Linked DNA regions of Homo sapiens: all the other regions are linked to region 2. Evidence: read pairs that join two places in POLR2A ChIA-PET (ENCODE). Cell type or tissue: MCF 10A. All regions are shown on one strand. Each heading gives the region's core, and the rest is flanking DNA. Links, peaks and the distances in the headings are about the cores only.

Region 1 (7,596 bases), core at 1,702-6,701, 170 kb before region 2:
GATTTGGGAATATCTGCATTATACTGGTTGAACATCCCAAATCCAAAATTCTGAGATCTGAAGTATTTCCTTTAAGCGTTACATTGGTACTCAAAAGTTTTGGATTTTGGAGCAATTCAGATTTCTGGATTTGGGATGCTCAACCTGTACTAAGAACTAGAAATCTACTTAACTAGGTACATGTAAACTGAAATATGTTACAATATGCCTAAAGTGAGCAAAAGAATGTGCATGCCACCATGAACTCTCACCAAATCAAGAAATCTCACACTTTTCTCGGGATCCCTCATTTAGAGTATATGACAGTGACTCTCCAACATGGACCAAAGGAGAGCATCAGGGTCAATCCACATGTTAAACATTAGTGGAGTTTAAATACTTTCTTATATTTTATCTAAAATGATATAAATAGACTTTCTAATATTTTTATCTCACCCCACAATGAATCCTTCAGGTGCATCCCTCTTTGGATGGCCTAAAGCTCCTCATCAAGCTCTAGAAGACTGGTCCTAAGATATTTAGACATGGCACTATGAGCAAAAGCAGCTTAAAATCTCAGAAAGCCAATATCTGCTAAGTACCTACTGTGAGTAAGGTACTATACATGCATTAAGTTGTTTAGTCCTCAAAACAACTCCATTTTGTAGAGGAAGAAGCTGAGGTTCAGTGATGATCAGTGAGATTAAGTAACTTGCCAATGGTTCTAAAAACAGGTAAGAGAGCTGGTCGGGCGCAGTGGCTCATGCCTGTAATCCCAGCACTTTGGGAGGCCAAGGCAGGCGGATCACGAGGTCAGGAGTTCAAGACCAGCCTGACCAACATGGTAAAACCCCATCTCTACTAAAAATACAAAAAAAATTAGCCGGGCATGGTGGTGGATGCCTGTAATCCCAGCTACTCAGGAGGCTGAGGTAGGAGAATCACTTGAACCCAGGAGGTGGAGGTTGCAGTGAGTTGAGATTGCGCCACTGCACTCCAGCCCAGGCAACAAAGTGAGACTCCATCTCAAAACAAAAACAAAAACAAAGAAACAAAAACAGGTAAGAGAGCTGACATATGAAATTAGGACCGCCTGCCTCTAAATCCCATTCTCTTTTCATAGTACCACTTTCAGAATGTCAGCAAATCAACATAAATGTATATACATTTAATCAGTATTAAGGAATTTTTCCCCAATTAATGCTTCCGTTCATAGGATTTAACTGAAAGTATTAAGTATAAATGTGAGCAGGTTCTGAAAATGCCTAAGAAAAATAGTACCTTTTTAATGAAAGTGTTAGCTTGTTTTTGTTCTCTTCTTTCTCCATTTTGATCTTGGTGACTCAGAGCTGCTACCATTGAAAAACATCTGTTTTATCTAAACTTAATAAGCCTTATTAGTGGGATGCTAAGCCTTCCCTTATTCCGAAGCCCTTTCCACAGTTTGAAACTTAATCTGCTGGAAGTCATAATAGGTTACCAAAGTACTAGTTTTGGACATATCTAGGCTGGTGGGCCTGTTTCTGATTTTTTAATTTTGCTTTTCCAACCTGTATGAATAAGCTCTCTCATACTCAGTACACGAGTCATGCAATTCTTTTCCTTCCCTCTTTCCATGGCAATCAAATCTATTAATTGAACTCTATAAACTGCAAAACATGTGTTGTCACTCTAACTTATGTGTCATGTCAGGCTGGTTCAGCTGTCCTTTCTAAAACTACTGCCAGTCCTAGATGATACAAGTCTGCTGAGAGGCAGGATACTGGTTCCTATCATGCGGCCTGTTTATAATTTTCTGCATATGTCACTGATCGGGGACTAAAGGTAACTAAAGAAAAGAATGAAGTCAAACTTAAAGATGAGGTACAAAGTAAAATTATCAAGTCCGTCATACTGAGAAGGAGAAAGAGAAAGAGAGGAGCCCAACCTTCCCCACTACCTCATTGTAAAGTTTTTAATCTTTATTTTCCTTTCTCTTCTTCCTTTTCCCCACCTTTTGTATGCGCTCCTCTTTTCTACTCTAGTAAGGTAAGGAAGAAAGAATAGTAAAAGGTCACAAGAAGGACATGAAAGAACAGAATGGGGGTGGAGGAAGAGAAGAGGACCACAAAGACAAAGGCATACGGCAGCTGCCTTCACTGCTACCTAGTGCTGGCGAGGCCAAGTCTGACAAGCCAGTATGCAAGGCGGCCTCATGTTCTCATACTCTGCTATTGGGTCAAGATGACCCATTCCCTTCTGTACAGGTTTTAATGTTCTATTCTAACTTTCGTGGAGTGGATGGGTGATAGTGACAGAGAAAAGAACATGATCCACTGCCTGTTTCTTTCAAACTTGACAAGCACAAGGGGGATCAGGAAGAAAAGTAGAATACCTCATCCCCAAAGCCTAGCTGCCTAACCAATCAATCAATGTTTATTGAATCATTCCTTGATCTGTGTGCTTTTAAATGGCATATTTCTCTATGGTAAGTATAACTGCATGTCTGTTCTTATGGCCTCTGTAATTGGCCTCACATTCATTTAAATGGAATTACTTTAATTTTTATCACTATATGGTATCTTTGGAGGAAAGAATCTTTTAAACTACTCGTATCATTTTTGTTTTATATGATTCTTAATAGTTTCCAAAGCATCTTCACATCTTTTATCCTAGCTGAAACTCAAAACAGCCCCATGAAATAGACAAAGCTAATACTACATTATATTAGAAATCATAATAGGTGTCCTCCAAGAACAAGGCCCCCTAAAGTCATGGGGTCAAGCAAATGTCAGCTAGAAGCGCTTAGAGATCATCTAGTCTACATCCTTCATTTGATTTTGGGGATAACTAAGAGCAAAAAGCTGCATGCCCAAAGTCACAAAACTACTTAGAAATCAGTGACATCTCCTGACTTCCCCAATTCACTGATCTTTCCATCATTCTTTCACATAATCCAATAACACTCCAGAGCAGATGTTCAAGATGCAAAGAGGAAAATGATGCCTAGGGCACCAGGGAATAGCTAAAACAGTGAAACAGTGAGCTGCCCAACATAACTCAGCACTGACAGGCACCTGGCACGTGTCAGCATGATGAAGCCAAGCAGAACTTATAAATTAAGCAGATAAGGGTGGGGGAGCAGCGGAGCACCAACACTATGTGTGTGTGGAGAATGCAGTCTTAACTATTGTCTTCCTCTGCGTTTCTTATCCACTCCACTCCCTCCTCATCTTGCTTATACGCTCCTAGTAGGGGCTGGTCTCACCTCGCAGTTCATCCATTCTGTCCCATCATTTCTACTTAGCTGCTGAGCTACATAAAGGATTATTCAAGGGAAAGGCTATACATTTTTAAAATAGAGTATTTGGTTCTCTTTTATCAAACTCTAAATAGAGAATCTGTCCCTATTGTAAAAGCAACTGTATGTTCTGGTTGTGCGTGTATAACTACAAAATTGTTCAGGGCAAGATAATCTCAACATTCGTTTTCAAGTAAATAGCACAATGACATGGGTAGATTCAGTTCAGGTCAAATATGTGATTCTTGATGTACTGCTAAAGTCTCATACGTTAAGCAAACCTACTTTCCAATCTCAACTTGGAACAGGTTTTACTTTACTCCTTTCAACAAACATTTTTAAAATTAGCCTGATAAAACAGAAAAGGACATTTTAACTCTTCATCTCTTGTCTGGTCATATCTTAAGAACCTAGTTTTCAAAGAAAAATTTTACTTGTATAGGTTTCCATTCTATTACCCTTAAAAGTTATTTAATTCTCCCATTGAAAAGGTCCTACTTTACTTTTGTTTCCATGAGATAAGCACATGGGGTAATAAAATATGTTGGAAAAGCTTCAAAATGTGCTGCTGAAATAGTGGCAATTGCTGATTCTGTACTATGCTACATATTAGGAACACCACAATAGATACAGAAAGGAAATAGCTTCATTTGAGGATGAAAAAAGGGCAATGGGAGTTGCCAAGATGGCCGAACAGGAACAGCTCCAGTCTGCAGCTCCCAGCATGACCAATGCAGAAGGTGGATGATTTCTGCATTTCCAACTGAGGTACCTGGTTCATCTCATTCGGACTGGTTGGACAGTGGGAACAGCCCACGGAGGGCGAGCTGAAGCAGGGCGGGGCGTTGACTCACCCGGGAAGCGCAAGGTGTTGGGGGATTTCCCTTTCCTAGCCAAGGGAAGCCGTGACAGACTACCTGGAAAAGCGGGACACTCCCTGCCCAAATACTATGCTTTTACCAAGGTCTTAGCAACCGGCAGACAAGGTGATTCTCTCCCGTGCCTGGCTCGGCAGCTCCCACGCCCACGGAGCCTTGCTTACTGCTAGCACAGCAGTCTGAGATGCATCTGCGAGGCGGCAGCCTGGCTGGGGGAGGGGTATCCGCCATTGCTGAGGCTTGAGTAGGTAAACAAAGCAGCCAGGAAGCTCGAACTGGGCGGAGCCCACCTCAGCTCAACAACGCCTACTGCCTCTAGACTCCACCTCTGTGGGCAGGGCACAGCTGAAGAAAAGGCAGCAGACAACTTCTGCAGACTTAAACATCCCTGTCTGACAGCTCTGAAGAGAGCAGTGGTTCTCCCAACACAGCGTTTGAGATCTGAGAACAGACAGACTGCCTCTTCAAGTGGGTCCCTGACCCCCGTGTAGCCTAACTGGGAGACACCTCCCAGTAGGGTCCAACAGATACCTCATATATGCAGCTGCCCCTCTGGGACGAAGCTTCCAGAGGAAGTATCACGCAGCAATATTTGCTGTTCTGCAATATTTGCTGTTCTGTAGCCTCCGCTGGTGATACCCAGGCAAACAGGGTCTGGAGTGGAACTCCAGCAAACTCCAACAGACCTGAAGCTGAGGGACCTGACTGTTAGAAGGAAAACTAACAAACAGAAAGGAATAGCATCAACATCAGCAAAAAGGTCATCTACACCAAAACCACATCTACAGGTCACCAACATCAAAGACCAAAGATAGATAAAACCACAAAGATGGGGAGAAACCAGAGCAGAAAAGCTGAAAATTCTAAAAATGAGAGCACCTCTTCTCCTCCAAAGGGTCACAGCTCCTCACCAGCAACGGAACAAAGTGGGACGGAGAATGACTTTGACGAGTTGACAGAAGTAGGCTTCAGAAGGTCGGTAACAACAAACTTCTACGAGCTGAAGGAGGATGTTCAAACTCATCGCAAGGAAGCTAAAAACCTTGAAAAAAGATTAGACAAATGGCTAACTAGAATAAACAGTGTAGAGAAGACCTTAAGTGACATGATGGAGCTGAAAACCATGGCACGAGAACTTCGTGACACATGCTCAAGCTTCAAGAGCCGATTCAATCAAGTGGAAGAAAGGGTATCAGTGATTGAAGATCAAATTAATGAAGTAAAGCGAGAAGACAAGGTTAGAGATAAAAAAGTAAGAAACAAACAAAGCCTCCAAGAAATATGGGACTATGTCAAAAGACCAAATCTACGTGTGATTGGTGTACCTGAAAGTGATGGGGAGAATGGAACCAAGTTGGAAAATATGCTTCAGGATATTATCCAGGAGAACTTCCCCAACCTAGCAAGGCAGGCCAACATTCAAATTCAGGAAATACAGAGAACGCCACAAAGATACTCCTCGAGAAGAGCAACCCCAAGACACATAATTGTCAGATTCACCAAGGTTGAAATGAAGCAAAAAGTGTTAAGGGCAGCCAGAGAGAAAGGTCCAGTTACCCACAAAGGGAACAGCGGATCTCTCAGCTGAAACGCTACAAGACAGAAGAGAGTGGGGGCCAATATTCAACATTCTTAAAGAAAAGAATTTTCAACCCAGAATTTCATATCCAGCCAAACTAAACTTCATAAGTGAAGGAGAAATAAAATCCTTTACAGATAAGCAAATGCTGACAGATTTTGTCACCACCAGGCCTGTCTTACAAGAGCTCCTGAAGGAAGCACTAAACGTGGAAAGAAACAACTGGTACCAGCCACTGCAAAAACATGCCAAATTGTAAAGACCATCGATGCTAAGAAGAAACTGCATCAATTAACAGGCAAAATAACCAGCAAACATCATAATGACAGGGTCAAATTCACACATAACAATATTAACCTTAAATGTAAATGGGCTAAATACCCCAATTAAAAGACACAGACTGGCAAGTTGGATAAAGAGTCAAGACCCATCAGTGTGCTGTATTCAGGAGACCCATCTCATATGCAAAGACGCATACAGGCTCAAAATAAAGGGATGGAGGAAGATCTACCAAGCAAACAGAAAGCAAAAAAAAGCAGGGGTTGCAATCCTAGTCTCTGATAAATCAGATTTTAAACCAACAAAGATCAAAAGAGACAAAAAAGGCCATTACATAATGGTAAAGGGATCAATGCAACAAGAAGAGCTAACTATCCTAAATATATATGCACCCAATACAGGAGCACCCAGATTCATAAATGAAGTCCTTAGAGACCCACAGAGAAACTTAGACTCCCACACAATAATAATGGGAGACTTTAACACCCCATTGTCAATATTTGACAGATCAACGAGACAGAAGGTTAACAAGGATACCCAGGACCTGAATTTGACTCTGCAACAAGCAGACCTAAGAGACATCTACAGGACTCTCCACCCCAAATCAACAGAATATACATTCTTCTCAGCACTACATCACACTTATTCTAAAACTGACCACATACTTGGAAGTAAAGCACTCCTCAGCAAATGTAAAAGAACAGAAATCACAACAAACTGTCTCTCAGACCACAGTGCAATCAAACTAGAACTCAGGATTAAGAAACTCACTCAATACCACATAAGTACATGGAAACTGAACAACTTGCTCCTGAATGACTACTGGGTAAATAACTAAATGAAGGCAGAAATAAAAATGTTCTTTGAAACCAATGAGAACAAAGACACAACGTACCGGAATCTCTGGGACACATTTAAAGCAGTGTGTAGAGGGAAATTTATAGCACTAAATGCCCACAAGAGAAAGCAGGAAAGATCTAAAATCGACACCCTAACATCACAATTAAAAGAACTAGCTGGGCACCGTGGCTCATGCCTGTAATCCCAGCACTTTGGGAGGCCAAGGTGGGCAGATCACAAGGTCAGGAGATCGAGACCATCCCGGCTAACACGGTGAAACCCCATCTCTACTAAAAATACAAAAAATTAGCCGGGCATGGTGGTGGGCGCCTGTAGTCCCAGCTACTTGGGAGGCTGAGGCAGGAGAATGGCGTGAACCCGGGAGGCGGAGCTTGCAATGAGCTGAGATCGCGCCATTGCACTCCAGCCTGGGTGACAGAGCCAGACTCAGTCTCAAAAAAAAAAAAAAAAAAAAAAAAAAAAGAACTAGAGAAGCAAGAGCAAACCAATTCAAAAGCTAACAAAAGGCAAGAAATAACTAAGATCAGAGCAGAACTGAAAGAGAGAGAGACACACAAAAAAACCCCTTCAAAAAAATCAATGAATCCAGGAGCTAGTTTTGTGAAAAGATCAACAAAACTGATAGACCGCTAGCAAGACTAATAAGAAGAGAGAGAAGAATCAAATAGACGCAAGAAGAAATGATCAAGGGGATATCACCACCGATCCCACAGAAATACAAACTACTATCAGAGAATACT
Region 2 (7,596 bases), core at 944-5,943:
TTTAAACCTACGCTGGTCTGGCTCCAAAGCCTAAACCCTGTGGTCTCACTTCCTGCAAACACAATGTTGAATTTGCGCTCACAGCAGGTGGAGATGACCCTGGTCCCACTGCTTTGATTAAGACTAAACTGGAGTGAAAAAATCATTTTTGTTCTTACTAATTTTCTTAAAAAGATTTGTTCACAGTTCCTTACTTAGATGGAACTGATTTTTTCGGGCTGTCTCATATTAGATGTGATACAAATTGACATGTTAGGAGAGCTGATGTGAAAGGCGACCTGGTTCACTTACAAATAAATGATTAATATAATCTCATTGTGCGGCTAGCCTGCATTACTGATTCTCTCACTTGGGAGGCTCAGAAAAACAACAGGTCAGACAATAAAACCCATGCTAGCATAAGACTATAGTGTGGGATGACCATGGATGAGTCAGGGAGAATAAGAAGATAATTAACTAAGAGGGAGTTCTATGGAGTTCGAAGATAATTAAAAAATGTTCCTTCTCTATCCTAAGAATATCTGACATTATTAGCGAAGGCAATGAATAAGATAAGGGGAAGAGGTGAGTTAATTAGAATTATGAGATACAACATTTTAAAGAAATTGACAGGGATCACATTTCAACGGAAAGACATTCAATTCAACCGACTTCATTATAGCAATTCAACATTGATTAGGGACATGTTATGTGTGTGGCTGTGCTCTGTGTGCTTAGAGGACTACTGAGATGCTGTAATCTTCCTCCCTGACATTCTACTGAATAGATACCCAAGTTTTGGCAGCGCAGTAAATAATCTCTTACACACACATTTGGGTGCAATTTCTAAAATTGTTTCTGCAAAATAGTATTATGTGCCACTGAGTAGATATCTTGTATGCCAGATATTACTGTTCCTGCCAGGCTAAATGTTCAAACAACATGGAAGCCTCAGTGATAGCCAATCCATTATTTATCTACCTATATTCACTTCAGTTGCCAAAACTATTCTAAATATAAGGAATCCCTTCCTTAGAGGCCCCAATATGGCTTTCCGTATTGTTCTGAGTCCTTTCTAACTGGTTAATGCCCATGCCATATTGGTTATCATAAATTTTGAATAGCATCTTTTCTCTGCTCAGAAGTGTCGCTCAGTAATACCCTACCTCTTCTGACTCCTCCTACAGTGTAATCTCTCACCAGTCCTCACTACATTCTGAACTGATGTTCCAGCTCCACTTAAATCTGTCATGTTTTGTTCCTTAACATATGCTATTCCCTTTACTTGGAATACACTCTCTTTCCTTGTCTGCCTAACAATTGCTGCTTGTCTCGCAAATATTTTCTCTGTGAAGCTTTCTCAGTGCCCTTAGGTACCCTCATGGCCCTCCTGAATTTATCTCTATTATAATGTTTTATATTTTATGGCAAGAGTTTGTTGGATCTTTGCCCACTTGAATGTGAGCCCCTTGAGAACAGGGACTATTTTATTTATGTCTGAGTCTCTAGGGAACAAAAGAGGGATTCAGGGCTTATGTGGTAAATGAATCAATGAATGCTCCCAGTTCTTCGTCATCTTTAGAGGCTACTTCCAGGGCTTTTAAATTTGGACTCCCTTTTCTTCCAAGAGGTGGTGAGAGCAGGGTAGGTGGACATGATATTTAATGAATTTCTTTTAAGTGCCAGACATTGTGCTGAACCATTTACACAAACAATCTCACGTCTCAAGTCGATGTTTTTATTTTCATCCTCGTTTTACAGATGAAAGTGGAAAATTCAGACCAGTGACTTGCCACATTCAGAGGAGTAACAAAGATACATAGCAAGTAGGCTGCAAAGCTAGGATTTGAACGTAGGCTCCAATACCTGCATCAGCTCCCTTGCACTGTGCACTCTTCCCTCGCTTGTGTGTATGGTGAGCAGAGTCAGCTCTGGGCAAAATGGTGAAATAAGCCAAGTTTGTCTTTAGTGTCTTCAGACTCCCAGTGTGTCTCGGGGACTCAGTACTACAGTGCCACCTACATGCTGCAACACCTACTATGGCTCCTACAGGCAGCCCATCCTGCTGAGAGCTTCTCCTTCCTAACTCCTCTAAGACCTTGACCTCTGGTTTGTGTTTTCTGAAGGTAAACTGCCTTAACCTAACCTTTTCCAGAGCACATATTATATTTATTGGTGCCTTCCCAGAAAGCAATCTTTAGCTTAGGAGCAGGTAGCTCCCACGGGAGGCATGTAGGTGTTTCTGTGTTGTGGTAAGGGGAAGGGGTTGTCTGGGGGCCTCTATCAAGATACACCATGGAGGCTTCTCCTACAACCAAAGGGTGTTTGGCCCCTTTCTCAGATGGCTGAGGGCCCTGGAGTCAGATCAATAAGCATTTGAATCTTGGCTCTGCCATTCACTGATTGCATGATTTCCCACAGTTAATCTCAGTGAGCCTTCGTTTCCTCCCCTGTAAAATGGATCTAATAATAGTTCTCATCTCCTAGACGTGTTGTGAGGATGACATGAGATAACACACTTACGGTGTCCAGTACAAAATAAGCATGTAAAAATGTTAACTGTTCCCTTAAATCAATTTTTAGTAGTCTTCTGCCTCACCCCCATAACCATCCAGGTCTCTCTTCGCTTCCTTGTTTCTCTTTTCCTCTTCTCACCAACAAGTCTCTTTCTTCAAAGTCTCCCTTTCCTTTCCCAACTCCCTCCCACCAGTACGCTCAACCTTTGGCAACCCTCTGTCCCACACTTTCCAGGTCAATCCCAATTTCAGATAATCTCTCTTGATATCAAACTGCATGACCTGATTTGAATCGGAAAACAGAGTGAAACAGAGTCCCTTGCTCTGAGGAATGTTGCTATGGTCTATCTTAGATCAAGAAGACAAGAGCTGCCTTGGCAGCCCTACATCATAATCTGATGAGCATGAAGAAGGCTCACCTTGCCTATAAATATTTGTTTTTTGCCTATGAGTGATGCCAGAAACCGTCATGGTCGGCATACAATTCCTTTGAGTCAAATTGCAAGGTTTGTCTGTCAGGGTTGCCTTGGTAAGGCAGGGTTATTATTTATATCTGAGTGCAAATTCCTTGATCAGAGCCTTTCCTGTCAGGGAGAGGAGACGGAAGGGTTCCAGGGAGCCTACTCCCCACGGAAGAGGAAGGCTGTGCTAGCATGGATGGGGTATGTGAGTGTGGGAGCTCAGCTGACTGAGAGCTGTGTCCCCGGCTCCATTTTGCCTAGGGGCGAGCCCTGTGTGTTGCAACAGATGTGTGCTTTGGAATCACCAAGGTTGGGAAGCCAGGCCTCAGAGGGAGTGGCTGGAGGCTGATCTCATCCTGAAATGATGTGGGCTTGGATTCCCAGAGGGTGGAGAGGAGGACCAGTCCAGAGAGAAGGACATGCTTTTGGAGGGAGGTCTAAAGACAAAAAGAGGGCTTTAGTTATTTTTTGAGCTTAGGTGTAGGTGATGGTTGGGGGTAAGTGACAAAAGAAAATAGGTCCTGAAAGGGGGGTGTCTCCTTTCATGATTAGGAACAGAAGAATGAACTCAAGGACTGCCCCCTTTTCTTCAGGAAGCAAACAACTTCTGAGGGTGTGACAGGGTTCACTGGGTGTTCCCCTTTAAGGGAGGTTAGCCCCTACGTGAAGCTGCTTGGCTGGTAGAGGATAATTGGGTGTTCCCCAATCCAGATAAGCAGAAGCTCAGGTGCCCCTCCCTGTAGGCTTTTCAGCTTTCTTTATCACTTGCTAGGCAGGCCCTGCCATCCTTGGGAGTAGGTATGAGAGAGGGAGTTGAGAGGCCAGGCTTTCCCTGCCCCTGTTCTTCACAGAACACAGCTGAAAAAGGAAGGCCAGAGATGTGACACCCCCCAGCCCCAGGGATTCTACCACACATTGCAAACCTCACAGAGGATGCTTATTCTACAAAATTTGTGGGCATATTCATAGGTACTATGGAGCTAAATAATTTGAAAACAATAACAAAACCCATTTACTGATTATTTGGTTAATAAAGACCTCATTCCTTCAAAGTATGTTGCTAGGAGCCACTGAAAGTGGACTTGACCTGAGGAGCAGCAAGGAGCTTCCTCCTGCTGTATACACAGACACACACAGACAGACAGACAGACACACACACACGCATGCGCGCACACACATGCACATGCCCGGATCCTTCTCCAAACACGTCCATGATACCAGGGCAGCAGAATTGGGGCACATTAGAGACACAGGCTCTGCCCACATTCTGAAGCTCCCTGTCATTCCCAGGTCTTGGTGCTTGGCCAGACTCCCCTTACCCAGACTCATAGCCTCATAGCTATCATTCCAAAACCCCAAAAGCTCTGGAAACTGAGAGCCTTTGTACGTTTATGACAAACTCATTTGGCAGCGCAACTTGAACTGACATGAGGTTATTTATAGTCTTTATTTTTCACACCCTGTGTGAATATTCATGTGTTTTTGCTCCAGAAATATCAATGTACTTGATTACTGGGTACTGCCTCAGACCCCACTGGAGGTGATATATATGTGCTGTATACACCCAATCGCCTTTTAAAAGTCCAAAGCATTCTGAATTCCTTCAATTATACTAAGCCTCCCACTGTCTTATAATGATCTGTTTGGCATGTCTCCCTCATTAGCCTGTGAACTTCTTCTCCAGTGCTCAGCACACAGTCCAGCATGGGGTGGAAGCTCGACTAATGTTTTAGGAATGAAGAACGAACAGTCTTTAGTGATTCCGGAGACTTGTTGTCATGTTCTTTCTTACATCTAAACTAAAGTACGTCATGCTACCATTCGTTTATTCTGTGCCATCAATAGCGAGGAAGAACAGTTGGTCAGGCTCCTTCATTTTTTTTCCTCTTGAGGCTAAATCGTCCTTATAATCCTAATACCTTTAACCTTTTCCCCTAGATCCTCTTTTCCAATCCCTTAATCGTCTTCATTGCTGTCTTCTGAAGTCTTTACAGGTTCTTTCCTTCCGAAATTGTGGCCTAGTGCTTAGGATAGGGCTGCAAAGAGCCCAGCTATTACACATAATAGGCCTCTGGTTTCTATGGTGCTTTTCCGATCAGTTTCATTTGGCTGGGCTAAGAAGCTTTGCCTTTAAAAATACACTCGCAGGACAAACTCCAGGGGCATGAACAACTTTCACCTGAGCATGCTGGTTGGTAATAGGAAGGGAAAATAGCACTGTCTGATCATAAGAAACTGTAATTACGAAAGCTGAAAGCAACAGGTAACACATGCAGTAGGCACCTGTATACAAAAACCACTGTTGATAATTACGGTACCTCAGCCTATTATTTTTACCTTGGGAGAACCGGCCTTGTTTGTGCGCATCATGTGCCTTTTCTCTCATAAGGTTGCTAAAGGCCATTTCTGACCACTTCCCATTAAATTCAGGGAGTGAACCTGACTCTGTCAGGGTTGCTGAAAATCACCGGATTAAGTTAAACTCACTAATTAAGCCTGTTAGACTTCCTGTAACTCACGATTTTTCTTGGCATAAGTAAAAACATTTCACTCAGAGGCAAAATGTGTTATATTAATAACCAGGAAACAAGAAAATACACATAGTAGCATTTTCGGAAGCAAATTCTGTCATCCGCATTCTGTTGAAACGGCCATTGTCATTTCTCCTAATAGCCTAAAGTGTTTACTTTTGGGGTGGAAACTATACATACTGTGATGGAGATTCAGAGATACGCTTTTGTCAGTTAAATTCGAAAAATATATTCAGGTGTGCTTGTTGTGTCCCCCCCCCCCCCAAGCATGAGTCAGAGCCTTTCATGGGGTTTTGTGTAAATGTATTTTCTAAGAGGTGCTGTTGGGATTTTGCATACAGGTCATTCTTTTTAAAAAGGTCACGTTGCAATTTTTCTATCCTTTCTTGTGTTGTTATCCCTCAGGGAAGAAGATGTAGAATGCCAAATTGCAAAGGGAGCTTGTAAAGAGGGGAACATTAAAATTGGATAACCAAGAGCTCCCAGAGAGGGCCTCAATGGCTGAAAGGAGCCCCTTCTGAGCAAATGGGTAGCAGCGTAAAAGCCAAATTAACCTGGGAGGAGAAGGTATGGAACTTTTGGAGAAACACTTTGTTTACCTCACCATCTTACCATATCCAGCTGGCTGTTTCTCCAAGAATGTTAGTGCTCCAGAAGGGAGGGAAACCTGTCCCCACTGCTAATAGAAGAGGCTGAAATTTTCTTTCAGAGTTTCCAGATGTCCTTGGCAAATGCTAGCAATAGTCATTCTCTCTCTTTTAATAATTATAATAAGCTGCTTTTTAAGGGAACATTAACTGTGTGGTAGGCTCTATGCTAAGTGTTTTATATAAGGTATCTCTATTAATCTTCACTATGATCCTTCCAAAAAGGTATTGCTATTACCCTCAATTTCCATAGGAGGAAACGGGCCCAAAGAAGTTAGACAACCTGGGCAAGGTCACCCAGCTAGTAAGTGGAGGAGCCAGAACTTAAACGCAGATCCACCTGACACCAACACCTGGTTCTGAACCATGGTGTGCAAGTCCTTGTAAAGTCAAACAGTCTCTTTAATAAGCTTGACTATATTTTCTCTTTTACCAAATCACAGAACATCTGGTCTGCTTAATTTTATGAGACTGTAATTACAGCAATGAAAAGGATGTTAGCCTACTCTGAAAACCCTAGCTGAAGGGCTTTCTATTGCTTTGTTTAGAGATTTGTTCTTTTCTCTCCACCTCCACCCCCGACTCCCCAAATTGGATAGTAAGTTCTTCAAGGAAGGTTCTGGAAAGTGGTTTTTTTTTTTTCTTCAAGTTCTGTGTTACATGTGCAGAACTTGCAGTTTGGTTACTTAGGTATACAAGTGCCATGGTGGTTTGCTGCACCCATCTACCCGTCACCTACATTAGGTATTTCTCCTAATGCTATCCCTCCCCTAGCCCCCCACGCCCCACAGGCCCCGGTGTGTGATGTTCCCCTCTCTGCTTCCATGTGTTCTCATTGTTCAACTCCCACTTATGAGTGAGGACATGCGGTGTTTGGTTTTCTGATCTTGCGATAGTTTGCTGAGAATGATGGTTTCCAGCTTCATCCATGTCCCTGCAAAGGACGTGAACTCATTCTTTTTTATGGCTGCATAATATTCCATGGTGTATGTGTGCCACATTTTCTTTATCCAGTCTATCATTGATGGACATTTGGGTTGGTTCCAAGTCTTTGCTATTGTGAATAGTGCCGCAATAAACATAGGTGGGCATGTGTCTTTATAGCAGCATGATTTGTAATCCTTTGTGTATATGCCCAGTAATGGGATCGCTGGGTCAAATGGTATTTCTAGTTCTAGATCCTTGAAGAATCTCCAGTGTCTTCCACGATATTTGAACTAATTTACACACCCACCAACAGTGTAAAAGCATTCCTCTTTTTGGTTCTGGAAAGTCTTATGCTCCTCTGCTTTCTATAGTTCTCATAGTGCCTGGCATGTAGTGTGTGCTCCATAAATATTGACTGATTGATGAATGTGTGGATGTTTCATGCAATAGTTTTTGGGTTGTTCAACACCATTTCTTAATGCTAAGCAAACAGGTTAGAACCTTCAAGATGTCTGTTGTCTTAATCTAGTTGCTT
Region 3 (7,596 bases), core at 1,708-6,707, 220 kb before region 2:
AGGCTATGAATGAGGCAGGGTCTTGCAATTGTGGACTAGAAGATTAGCAGCCTAGAAAAGTCACTTATCTTGCTGCCTCAGGTTCTTAATCAGCAAAGTAGTAGCTCCAACTGCACACCAGGCATGGAGCCAAATCCCTCCCATTACCTCTTAGAATCCCCATCAAAGTACAATTAGCTGACTGGCAATGCTGTCCTTGTACGGTAGGGAGAAAGTGAGAACATGGAGGTTTAGTCATAAATGGAGGAGCTGGAATTGGAAACTAGTTTTGTTAGACCCCAAAGCTCACATGCTCTCCACTCTCCACCAGCTTCCACTGCCTTTCCAGTGTGCTGGCACTGCTGGGTAGACCCTTGCCCAGGGACCCCTGGTCCTTATAGAAGTGGAAAGAGAGCCGGGCAGTGGTGTGGAAGATGAGAGAGAAAGGGGAGGCCCACGAGTGTAGAAAGCAGAGGAATCAAGGCCTGTCAGCAGCAGCCTCAAAGCAGACCTGAAAGGCACAGGAAGAAAGGGGGCCAGGTGAAGGGGAAGGATGGAAAGAGGCTGCGGAGAGGAGGTGAGGAGAGTTGGTTTGTGTCCTTTCCCCATGGGTTCCTTTTTAGGAAGAGAGCTAAGAAAGACGATGACATAGGCCATTGCCATCCCTACCCTGGGCAGTGCATCTGCCCCTACCACCATGTCCATCCCCACCCTAGTCTGTATTCCCTCCTGCAGGCAACAGTCTTTTCCAGTGCAGATCTGCATCACTTCCCTGGGCCACTGGCTCTAGAATATAAAGCCCAGGCTCTTTCATGTAGCATACAAGCCCTGGGCTTTGTAAGCATCTTCAACTACATCTCCTCCACCCCACACTCCCAAAAGAAGCATGCAGAGAAACACTTCACTCCAGCGGGATCGTACTCCCCTTTGGCATGCCACGCCATTTCCCAGGTCCTTGCCATTTGTTTCCTTTGTGCTGTTTTCTCAGCTTCCCACTCTCCCGTTTCATCCTAAGGCCTCCACTCAAAGGTTAGCTCCTCTCTGCAGTCTTCCCTGAGCCCCAGGCTATGTTAGGTGCCAGTCCACTTTGCTCCTACAGCACCTGGTACTAACTCTGGCCATCATTTGCCTCCCTCTTACGTGATTCATTACTGGTCTCTCTCCCTCTGTAGACATTAAGCTCCTTGAGGGCCAGGTGGGGTCTGATTCATCCTCCAGCCCCTGGCACAGGACCCATTCCATGGAAAGTGCTCCGTGAACAAGGATCTTACACCTGAGTGCTAAAATATGGTAGGAGGCACCACTGTTCTCTGATGGAGAACCCTAGGCTACATAAGCCATGCCCATCCTATGAATTCTCCTGGATGGGGCTGGGATGCCTTTGTTTGCCCAGGCACCTCAAGCTTCTTGCTGAGGGGCCCCATCCTGTTTCTCTGCAGGGCTCTATATAGTTGGTGTCCTGGATAAGGAGGCAGTATTGTGAGGGAAAAGCACTAAGACCAACAGCAACTGTTCACCTGACTCTTTCCTGGACCTCTGGGCAAGGTGTCCAACTGCTTTTCCATATCCTTTATAGCTCTTCATCACCACCAGGGTCACCCCTTCCTTCCCTGGAGGCACACAGAGTTGGTGTCTGCATGGCAAAAGCCCCACCAGCCCATGGAATGTGTCATCCACCCCGCTGAGGGGTAGGGAGCAGCTTGAGATGGTTACAACCTGATCCCCCAATGAGCTTTTCCCTTGTCCTGGTTTGCCAGTGCCAGTGGAGGAACAGAAATACACAGATGTCAGCCTGACAAATGCAATGGTTTAATCAAAGGATGTGTGGTTTGCTAACCTTGGCAACAGGCAAGGCCAATGTAGTCTAAAGTCAAGGACTCTGTTACTGCCTGAACCCCCCCGCCCCGCCCACAGTCAGCACTCTGCCTCGCATCTGAATTGCACACCTGGGATGTCTGAGCTGCTGGGCAAAGGGGTTTAAGAGCCAGGGAGGCAGTAGGGAGAGGCTTCTCCTGTGGCTAATGGATGCCCTCCACAGCTGACTTCCTAACTTTCAATAACTCCTGCATCCCAGCCAGCCGGTAATCTCTGCATTTCACACTGAGGCAGGTCTTTGCAGTGGGGGTGGATGCTTCCTTGACACATCTGTGCTAGGAAACAGGGCCAGTAGCATGAGTCACAGAGCTGTTCTCCTGTCCAACAACCTATTCTCAGCCCCATCACTGCTCCAGCCAGCAGGCCTCTCTGCTCCCTTCCACACTTCCCTTCTCCATCCAAGGGGCTTGCCCAGGTGATGCCAACCTGCCACTGTTGTCCCTTCTCTATACTCAGGAGGCTCATGCTTTTTAGTATTGCATTTTTAGAAAGACCTTGGGCTCTCTAGTATTCTGTCCCCTGAGAACAGAGGGATCTTCCTGTGCATTCCAAGACATACACTCAGATTTCTAGCGTGTCGGCGCTAACAAGATACCTCTAGTACAGTGGACTGTCGATTTTGTTGCTCATTAATCCCCTGGGGAGCTTTAAAAATCTCAGTCCCCAGGCCTCACCCAAGCTCATAATTCAAAGCAAACTTCTTTTGCTTTCAAGTTTCCAGGCCGGTTCTGAGTCATCTCTTTGACCTGACCGTCTATAGCAGTGCCTTTTTAAAAAAGGAAATATTTAAGATATACCAAAAGGTATCAAGAATAATACCTAAATTCAGCTTAAAAAAGAACATTACCAATACAGTTGAAGCCCCCTTGCTCCAGAGGTGTACAGATTCTTCCTCAGCACCTCAGGGTTGCTGGAGAGGTGCCTCAGAAGCCACCTCAGGCAGCGGGGGATGCATCGGAGTAGAGTGGGTGGTGCTCTGGCCTTTTCCCTGGCTTCACCCAGAACAACTCCAATTTTATTCTGTTTTGTATATTGAGGTTTTGGAAATAACTTTGTTGGGAAAAGGAGTTAAAAGTTACTTATTTACAACCTCAGTAGTTATGTCTCTATCCTTTCCCTAAATAATAGTTGTTGTCCTGTAGTAGTCAAACCAGCATTGTAGCAGGACTGAGCAGGCAGGGCCTGCTCTCCCAGTTCTTCCCTTTCAGGTCCCGAGTGCCCTTGGCAAAGTCATACCTTTCCTGAACTCCATTTGTAAAATAGTAGTAAATATCCTTGTCTAGCTTACCCCACAGGACATCTATGAGGAATCCAGTGAGACCAGTGGGTGTGAGAGGGCTCTATAAAGTTCTGTCCAGTGGAAGGGGTTCCTATTTCCAGACAGTTTGGTTACTATGCTTGTTCCCAGAGCACAGAGGTTAGCTGGGGTTTTGACTGCACTCATACCCACTCTGCCTTAATGTGCCCTGTGTGGTTGCGGTCTGTGGTGTGTATGTGAGTGGGTGTTTGTGTGTAGGACAGGTGATACCTCAGTTTATTTCATGGACTCTAAGACACATTTTTTTCACATTTTAACATCACTAAAATTGGAATGCATCTTAAAATCAGTGGCATGACAGTTTAATCAGCACCTTTTTTTTTCAGCAGTATATAAAATAACAGACATCTTATAATCTAAGGCATATTAGAGTCAATGAAATACTGTAATTGTTAACTTAGACTCCTCTTCCTCTTCTCCCATGAAAGTCATCTTCTTGCTAGAGAAAACCCTTTTGGAAAAATATACAGACTTTTAGCATACAGCCTCATTCTAACACTCCTCTTTTTCTTCCCTGCCAGCATCCACCCAGGCCAGGCAAGGCTTCTGCTTCTTGACCAGAAGGGGACCCACTTTGTTGAGCTCTCTCTTGGGACAGATGGTTTGTGGGACATGAGAGGGAAGAGGCAGAGTATACCTGCATAAGGGAGCCCACCGTGCCAAATGACAGGGAAGGAGTCAGACAAGCTAGGCCAGCCAGCCCCAATAGCTCTGGTTTCTTTCTTTCCCCAACAGCAGCCTGGCCAGACAACTCAGCCTGCTTCCCTGGGGAACTCCTAGGGCTAGTCATTGCCAGAGGTGAGGTGAGCTGGCAGAAGTAGGGGTGGGGGTGTGAAGCCCAATGTGTCCTGAACTCCCTGGGTTGATGTGAGTGGCTGTCTGGCCCATGCAGAAGAACACAATGATTTCCCTACCTCCTCCAACAAGGTGGAAGAAGAGTCAGGTAGTAAGCCTTTCAAGGAAAAGCAGCACTTTGTCCTAGGGCACCCTGAGCCATGGGCATTTCACTGCAGTTAGGAATTGCCACCAACATCCCCTCAGTCCTGGCAGTCACTCAAATTAAGCTCTGCCCTTGTAACCTTTAGGCCAACCTCTTCCAGAAGGGAAGAGGAGTGTCTGCATAGTGAGATCTAGGGATACTTGGTCACAGGAAGCCGCTTTTGGACATTTCTCCCCCAGAGAGCTTAGCAAGACATGATCAGCCTGGATTACAGCTGCCCTCACGTAACTGGGTTAAAGTGTTGGCCTACTTAGGCCCCTCCTGCAGTGGCTTCCTTCAAAGCTGATGAGGCCGATTAGGGTGCTATTTCTGAGATCTAGTCGTGTACCCAGAAGCCTGAGGGCGGTCCTCCCCTGACTAGAAAGACAATGACTAAGGCTGGACAGCCAAGGGCAGAGTCAGATTTGCCCATAGGAGAGCACTGCCGTCAGAACTCATGTATGCTTGTAAAAGAACCAAATAATATCAAGGCTAAGTCCCTGGATTTTGAACTTCAAAAACCAAACCAACCAATCAGTTTTCAGGGATAGGCCTAGTCCTACACCTTTGCCATCTTCAGAGCTAAAGAGAGATAGCAGATCGTCAAAATAAAATCTTCAATTATAGTTGTAGTCACTAGCCGCCACTCAGTAGGTTCTGTGCATTTGAGATTGTTAACTAACCTCTGAGCCTCAGTTTGCTCATCTACAAAATGGCAATAATGATAGCATCTACCTCATAGGCTATTGTGAGGATTGAATAGAAAAGGCACATAAGGCACTTGGCACAGTACCTGGCAGCACATTTGTTAGATACCACCACTACCATCACCACAACCATTACCACCACCATTGTCACCATCATCATCCTCATCAAGACAACAGTGAATGGGAAAAAGCTCAGTCTCTGGAGCCTGACAAACTTTTTTTGAATCCTGGCTTTGCCACTTCACAGCTACGTGGCCTCAGATAAGTGACAACTTCTTTGAACTTGATTCTTATTCTGTAAAATGGGAAACTCATAAGGCTATTGAAAAGTGTATAACATGGTTCTTCACAGTAAGCACTCAATAAATGTTAGCTATTATGATTATTAAAAAGGAGTGATCAAGGTCAGTGGTTGCCTGGTGTTAGGAGGATACAGAGATGAATGGGCTAAGCACAGAGGGTTTCTAGGGCAATGAGACTACTATTCTGTGTAATACTATAATGGTGGATACATTTCATTATATATTTGTCAAAACTCATAGAATATACAATACCAAAAGTGAACCCTAATGTAAACTTTGGACTTTGGATGATAATGATGTATCAGTGTAGGTTCATCAGTTGTAACAAATGTGCCACTCTGATACAGGATGTTGATAGTGGGGTAGGCTGTGTGTGTGATGGGTGTATAGGAAATATGGGGGAACTGTCTATACATTTTGCTCAATTTTGCTGTGAACCTAAAACTTCTCTGAAAAATAAAGTATATTTAAAATGAAAAGGAAAAAAATGGGAGTGATCATACTAGATTGTTATAAACTTAGGATGTTAGCTATAATCCCCATGATAACCACTAAGAAAATAACTAAAATAGAGAGAAGAGGAAATGAAGTGGGAATCAAAGTGGATATTACCAAAAAAAAATACATCAAACACGAAAGAAGGCAGTATAGGAGGAACTGAGGAACAAAAAAAGATATACAGCACAATGGCACAAGTCCTTTATTATCAGTAATCACTTTGAATGTAAATGGATTAAGCTCACCAATTAAAAGACAGACATTGGCAGAATGGATTAAAAAACAACATGATCCAATTATATGCTACTGACAAGACACTCAGTTTAGACCCAAAGATACAGGTTAAAAGTGAAAGGATTAAAATAATAGATATTCTATCCAAATAGTAACCACAAGAGAGCTGAGATGGTTACACTAATATTAGACAAAATGGAGTTTAAGTAAAAAATTGTCATAAAAATGAAGAAGGAAATTTTTACTGATAAAGGGTTAATTCATAAAGAAGATATAACAATGATAAACAAGTATGCATCAAACAACAGAGCTCCAAAATATATGAAGTGAACACTGATGGAATTAAAAACAAATAGTAGACAGTTCTACAACAATATTTGGAGACCTCTGTATGCCACATTAAACAATGGATAGAACAACTAGACAGAAGATCAGTAAGGAAATAGTGTTCAACAACACTGTAAACCAACTAGATCCAATAAACATACAGAACACTATACCCCACAACAGCACAATACGCATTCTTCTTAAGTGTACATGGGATATTCTCCAGGTTAGAGCATATATTAGGCCATAAAACAATTATTTTAAAACATTTTAAAATGCTGGAATTATACAAAGTATGTTTGATCAAATGGAACAAAGCTAGAAATCAATAATGAGAAAAACTGGAGATTTTGCAAATGTGTGGAAATTAAGAACATACTCTTAAAGAACCAATGAGTGTCAAAGAAGAAATCACTAGGGGAATTAGAAAATGCTTTTAGATGAATGAGAATGAAAATACAACATACAACAACTTATGGGATACAGTGAATGCAGTGCCCAGGGGGAAATTTATAGCTGTAAACACCTACATTAAAAAAGAAGAAAGATCTGAAACCAGTACTCTAACTTTACACCTTAAGGGACTAGAAAAAGAAAAGCAAACGAAACCTAAAGCCAGCAGAGGAAATGAAATAATAAAGATTAGAGCAGAGATAAATGAAATAGATAATAGAAGAAAAAGAGTCAATGAAACCAATAGTTGGTTGTTTGAAAGGATAACAAACCACGGCCAAGTGGGATTTATTCCAGGAACTTAAGGGTGGTTTGATGTCAGAAAATCAACCAATGTAGTACACCGCAGTAATAGAACAAAGTAGGGGGTGGGGTGGGAACACGATCATCTCGATATATGCAGAAAAACCATTTGACAAAAGTTAATACCCTTTCATAATAAAACACTCAGCAAACTAGGAGTAGAAGGCAAATGCCTTAACATGATAAAGGGGCGTTTACGAAAAACCCACAACTAACATCATACCTAATAGACAAAGACTGAAAGCTTTTCTCCTAAGATCAGGAACAAGACCAGGATGTTTATGTTTATCTCTGCTATTCAACATAGTATTGAAAGTCCTAGCCAGAGCAGTTAAGCAAGAGAAAGAAACAAAAGGCATCCAAATTGGAAAGGAAGAGGTAAAACTATCTCTATTTGCAGATAATATGACTATATTCCCATAGAATACACACACCAACAACTACTAGAGCCAGTAAATGAGTTCAGCAAAATTGTAGCATATAAGATCAACACACAAAATCAGTTATGTTTCTAAATGCCAGTAATAAACAGTCTGAAAATAAAATGAAAAAAAAAAAGCAATCTCCTTTATAATAGCATCCAAAATAACAAAATACCTAGTAATAAATTTAACCAAGGAG

The links. ChIA-PET counts read pairs that join two places held together with the same protein. Peaks named below come from ENCODE experiments on the same cell type or tissue, not always from the same donor. Only the 100,000 strongest peaks of a DNase experiment are listed, where the experiment ranks them.
Region 1: POLR2A ChIA-PET joins it to region 2 with 6 read pairs; 3 of 35 experiments call an interaction of 5 or more read pairs at or near these places.
Region 3: POLR2A ChIA-PET joins it to region 2 with 9 read pairs; 4 of 35 experiments call an interaction of 5 or more read pairs at or near these places.

Annotation. Positions count from the first base shown.
Region 1 is chrX:110,225,600-110,233,195 of GRCh38, forward strand. All of the region lies in intron 2 of AMMECR1 (AMMECR nuclear protein 1), which reads right to left. Among named protein-coding and RNA genes, the nearest start is that of SNORD96B, 4.3 kb to the left of the region's middle. In MCF 10A, for the core only: no CTCF peak of the experiment used is centred there; DNase peaks (open chromatin) are centred at 4,242 and 4,412.
Region 2 is chrX:110,399,351-110,406,946 of GRCh38, forward strand. The region is part of intron 1 of RTL9 (retrotransposon Gag like 9); the gene reads left to right. It also overlaps a transcript of AMMECR1 not described here. Among named protein-coding and RNA genes, the nearest start is that of RTL9, 44 kb to the left of the region's middle. In MCF 10A, for the core only: no CTCF peak of the experiment used is centred there; a DNase peak (open chromatin) is centred at 3,261.
Region 3 is chrX:110,178,613-110,186,208 of GRCh38, forward strand. It overlaps a transcript of TMEM164 not described here. Among named protein-coding and RNA genes, the nearest start is that of SNORD96B, 43 kb to the right of the region's middle. In MCF 10A, for the core only: no CTCF peak of the experiment used is centred there; a DNase peak (open chromatin) is centred at 2,119.